2 separate regions of the Homo sapiens genome follow, and region 2 is linked to region 1. The links are chromatin loops, found by intact Hi-C in ENCODE. Cell type or tissue: CD14-positive monocyte. All regions are shown on one strand.

Region 1 (2,500 bases):
AACACTTTTAAAACCTTGGATAATACTAATTTTTATTTCATAAACCATTGATAAAGAGTACCAAAAAGGGAAGATTATTTCATGGCAAGACTAGCCCATATTAGTATAGCGAACTTTTATTATGTGTAATTGTAGGAAATTACTTCATCCATGATATTTCTGAATCAATGAATTGCTATATTCTGTTTATTGCTTTAATTAAATATTTGAGCAGCATCTACTAAGCACTGAGTCACTGTACCAAGGTATACTCATAAGTGATTTTCAGTAGTACTTGCCTTTTAAGAAAAGAGCAGAATAGACAACTGCGTGTTCTGGCCAAATTTTGTAATCCCTTGAGAAACTCAAATAGAAGAAGTTCCTTATTAATGTTTTTAAGTTGCCATTTGATCTTCAAACACTGATTTCACGTTTCTTTTTCAGCACACCAAATGAAAAGCTGTTGGGTCATTTGGTAAAGGAAAAGGTAGGACTCTTTATATGCTGGATTTCTTTTTCTAATTCTGAAATGTCTCTTGGGACTAAAAACAATTGCAGAGGGGTCTGAGCTTCCTAGAATGGTATGATTCTGGAATAAATAAAAACCGAAGAAGGACAACATTAAAAAAATTTTTTTCTTAGAAAATTGAGAAATATTCAGACAGCCTGCCTTTCTCCCAGATGATCTGATTAACTCAGTATTTAATATTTTTACGAAGTTGTTCTGAGGTGTCTCTAAAAGTGATACCTATGTCGGATTAGTTGGAAATGACCTCCAAGTTATTTGAAAATTATTTAGAAATGGTCTTCCCTGTGTACCCCTGCTGTCTCATGAGACTTCAAGATGAATGAGGTTCCTCTCTCCCTCTTATGTAATAGCTACTTTCCAATCTCATTTTCTAAAACCAAGACTCCAAAGAGGATAAAAGCTAAACTTAGTATGATCTTTTTAAAATTTTTAAGATAATGATATAATGAAAAGGAAAATTAGTCCTTGAGCTCCTCCTACTGGTGGCAGTTGAAACTGTTAGACTAGAGAACTGATATTTCTGAAGTCATACAATATTCAGTTTATACCTTTAAAATGCTGTTTCAGCAGAGCCAGTTTCAGTTTGTCAGCTATTAACATCCTCATCTCAAGTTTTATCAAAAATGTTGAAAGTCAAAAACTGTTGGAATGTAATTTTTTTTTTTTTTGAGACGGAGTTTCGCTCTTGTTGCCCAGGCTGGAGTGCAATGGCACTATCTTGGCTGACTACAACCTCCACCCCCTGGGTTCAAGCGATTCTCCTGCCTCAGCCTCCCGAGTAGCTGGGATTACAGGCGCCCACCACCACACCCAACTAATTTTTTGTGTTTTTAGTAGAGATAGGGTTTCACCATGTAGGCCAGGCTGGTCTCGAACTCCTGACCTCAGGTGATTCACCTACCTTGGCCTCCCAAAGTGCTGGGATTACAGGCATGAGCCACCGCGCCGGGCCCTCAAATGTAATTTATTTATTTTTAATTAAATCTAGGTCACATAGTAAGCATTCTCTAAAAAAAGTCATAATTTCAAGTTAATGTCATTTATTTCTTTCAGTTGTAGCATTCATTTGAAGAAAACTACCAAAATCTCATGTATATATCTAGATAAAAATTTAAATTCTTGGGAAGATAATCCATGTTTTTCAATGATGGATATTGTAAAATACATCAAATTTCCCAAAATAATTCATGGACTTAATATAGTTTCTATAACAATCAAAAGGATTTGAGATAATTTTTTTCATTATAAAATGCATCAGAATGACTAGATGAACTAGAATAACAAAGAAAAAAGTAAAAATCAAAGATGTTTATCAAAGTGTAATTTAGAATGGGGGAGAAATTAGAAAGGGCTTACATGTTCAAAAAAAAAAAAAGGAAAAAAATGAATATTTAAACCGTAGGCCTGGCACTGTGGCTCATGCTTGTAATTCTGGCACTTTGGGAGGCCAAGGTAGGAGGATCATTTGAGGCCAGGAGTTCAAGACCAGCCTGGGCAAACATAGCGAGATTCCATCTCTACAAAAAATTTTAAAAATTAGCCAGGCTCCTGCTTAAGCCATGATCTCATCATGCACTCGAGCCTAAGCAACAGAGCAAGACCCCATCTCTTAAAAAAAAAAAATTTAAAAACTATGGATAATAAGTAATGCCTAAAAATTAGGTATTGCAAGAATTTATGACACCATGGCAAAATGCTGTAGGATAAAAATGTTACTGAAAAAAGCAAGATATTCATTGTATATACAATATAATTAGAGTAATTACGAAGAACCAAAATTTTTGTATAAAGTTAATTACCAAAATGTTAGCCATTTTACTTTTTAAAAATGTATTTTAATTGCATTTATTCTTTTTATAGTATGATACAGATTTTTATATTCTTGATAAATATCCATTGGCTGTAAGACCTTTCTATACCATGCCTGACCCAAGAAATCCCGTAAGTAATTTGGTTTTAAGTAACCCATTTTGAGGCAGAAGGGAAATTTTA
Region 2 (2,500 bases), 1.9 Mb before region 1:
TAGGGTTGTTAATCAGCTACCCTTAAAATAGGCAGATGGGACTTTATCCTGGATTACTGTAAGTGGTCTCAATATAACCAGCAAGGGTTTTTCAGTGGAGAAGAGAAAGACAAAAGAGAGCAAACCAGAAAGATAGCAATGTGAGTAGGACTGGAGCCATGTTGCTGGTTTTGAAGATAGAAGAAGGGGCCCTAAGCCAAAGAATGCAGACAACCTCCAGAGGCCGGAAGAGGTGAGGGAACAGACGCTCCCCTAGAGCCTCCAGAAGACACCAGCATGCCGACACCTTGGTTTTCGGCCCGTGAAACCTATTTTAAATTTCTGACCTCCAGAACAGTAAGATAATAAAAGTGCGTTGTTTTAAGCCACTAAATTTGTGGTAATTTGTTACAACAGCCACATTAGATGATTAATACTAGCACTGGTTGGTGTCTTGCAGCTTCAGAATGTATATTTTATAATGGGGCGGTGAGACCTCCTTCCGCTCAACTTGTACACAGAGGCACTCAGCACACATCCCTCAATGGGTGATCTCATTCCAGCACGTGCGCTGGGCAATCAGTACCAGAGGCAGTTCTGCCATGGCTTAGTGCATACGTCATCTTTGGTGGGACAAAAATTGTGTATGCAGATCTAAAAACATGATCAAAAGCAAGTCTATCCTAACATTTCTGTCAATTTACCAGGGGTATCCAATCTTTTGGCTTCCCTGGGTTACATTGGAAGAATTGTCTTGGGCCACACATAAAATATACTAACACTAACGATAGCTAATGAGCTTAAAAAATTGCAAAAATACTTACAATGTTTTAAGAAACTTTATGAATTTGGCCACATTGAGAGCTGTCCTAAGCCGCATATGGCCTGTGGGCCACAGGTTGGACAAGCTTTATTTAGATCATGCCGAAGGAGCACAGTTCCATGAGGAGGGAGGATGGGGAGCATGTGGTGTGTTTGCATACAATTTTAATTTCTGGATGTTTCAAGTCATATTCTGAGCACTGAAGGTAGGCCTAACTCACTTATCTGCTACACAAAATATGACCAAGTGGGGTACACATATGTAGGAGAGGTGTACAGGAGAAGCGGTGCGTGCATATATGGAAGCAAAGGAATGAAGTTGATGTAGATTTTTATAGAATCACAATGTTTAGAAGCAATATTTAAATATCAATTAATTACCAATACCCCCCCCAAAAAAAGAATGAAGACACCAGAAAAGGTATTATTTGTAATTAACTATGTAGCCACTAGATGGCAGTACAGTGTAAGCAAAAGGAAAATCTATTCCCTCAGCCCAAGCTTCTCTGGCTGCTGTTAAAGGATGTTTTACCGCTGTTTCAGGAGAAAAGGAGGAAATTCAGTCATGTTAAGGCAGTCAACTTAGAGGGCCAGGACTGTTCTAGATGGACTCCCGGGCTAGAAAGAGCATGGACTCTATGTGTCTCAGCTCCTCTAATTCCTATCTATGAGATCCTGGCAAGTTGCTTAACATCACAAGGCCTCAGTGTTCACATTTATATAATGGGTGTGAATGTTATTTTTCTTACAAGGGAAAGAAAAATGAAGTAAAACGGAGTAATATTATTAAAATACTTAAGATTTAATAAGCAGTCGATTATTAATAGCTCTGTGTCTCCTTTGGGTAGGGAAAAATAATACAATTTAGATTTTAGGTCCTAAACTAATCTCCAGGTATGGTTGTGAGGAAATTATGGGTCTTGAAAAGTAAAGAGAGAAGATTTATTCTTTACTCTGCTTCAATGTGGCTAAAGCTTCCCTGCAAAGTGTCACAATAACCTTCTCTTCATGTTCTCAAATGCAGTTGCTCCCCTCCCCATCTCTCCTTGACACGTGAAGTTCCTCTCCTATGAGGAGCATTGCCAAGTTTCGAGAGGTCTGCAATGTTGGACTAACAGTCATGGCCTTCGCACAGGCAGGAGGTCACAGCAGGGACTCCAGTGCTCACCACTTCCCTCTTCCTACATCTGCCTTTAGTTTATGAATGCATGAGAATTTCATAGTGAGTTAATGGAAGCCCTCCCAAAATATGTCCACATAGAACCCGTGAATGTGACCTAATTTAGAAAAGAAAACAAAAGGTATTTGAAGACGTAATGAAGTTAAGAATCCTGAGATGAGCTCATCCTGTATTATCCAGGTGAGTTCTAAATCCAATGGCCAGTGTCCTTAGAAAGGCACAGGGAGATGTGTGACAGAGAGGATTCGGCCATATGAAGACAGGGGCAGAGATTGCAGTGGCGTGATCACAAACCCAGGAACACCCGAGCCGCCAGAAGCCTGAAGAGGCAGGGAAGGATTCCCCTCTAGAGCTTCTGGGAGGTGCGTGGTTCTGCCAACACCCTAATTTCAGAATCCTGTATGCCACAACTCTAAGTAAATATTATAAATTCTTATCATGCTAAGCTACCAAATTTGTGGCCTTTTGAAATGGTAACTCTAGGAAACTAGTACAGGTTTATATCAAGAAAATTCCTGT

Evidence for each region. Peaks named below come from ENCODE experiments on the same cell type or tissue, not always from the same donor. Only the 100,000 strongest peaks of a DNase experiment are listed, where the experiment ranks them.
Region 2: a loop joins it to region 1, with 10 times the contacts of the local background. A loop is called at or near these places in 20 of 110 quality-filtered maps.

The regions. Positions count from the first base shown.
Region 1 is chr2:135,912,435-135,914,934 of GRCh38, reverse strand. DARS1 (aspartyl-tRNA synthetase 1) reads left to right here. Exons shown (of 16, transcript NM_001349.4): 12 at 424-466; 13 at 2,369-2,449. Among named protein-coding and RNA genes, the nearest start is that of MCM6, 37 kb to the right of the region's middle. In CD14-positive monocyte, CTCF peaks have their summits at 767 and 967 (motif pointing left); a DNase peak (open chromatin) is centred at 984; H3K27ac peaks cover 874 bases.
Region 2 is chr2:137,837,431-137,839,930 of GRCh38, reverse strand. No RefSeq gene overlaps it. Among named protein-coding and RNA genes, the nearest start is that of HNMT, 130 kb to the left of the region's middle. In CD14-positive monocyte, CTCF peaks have their summits at 981 and 1,215 (motif pointing right); no DNase peak of the experiment used is centred here.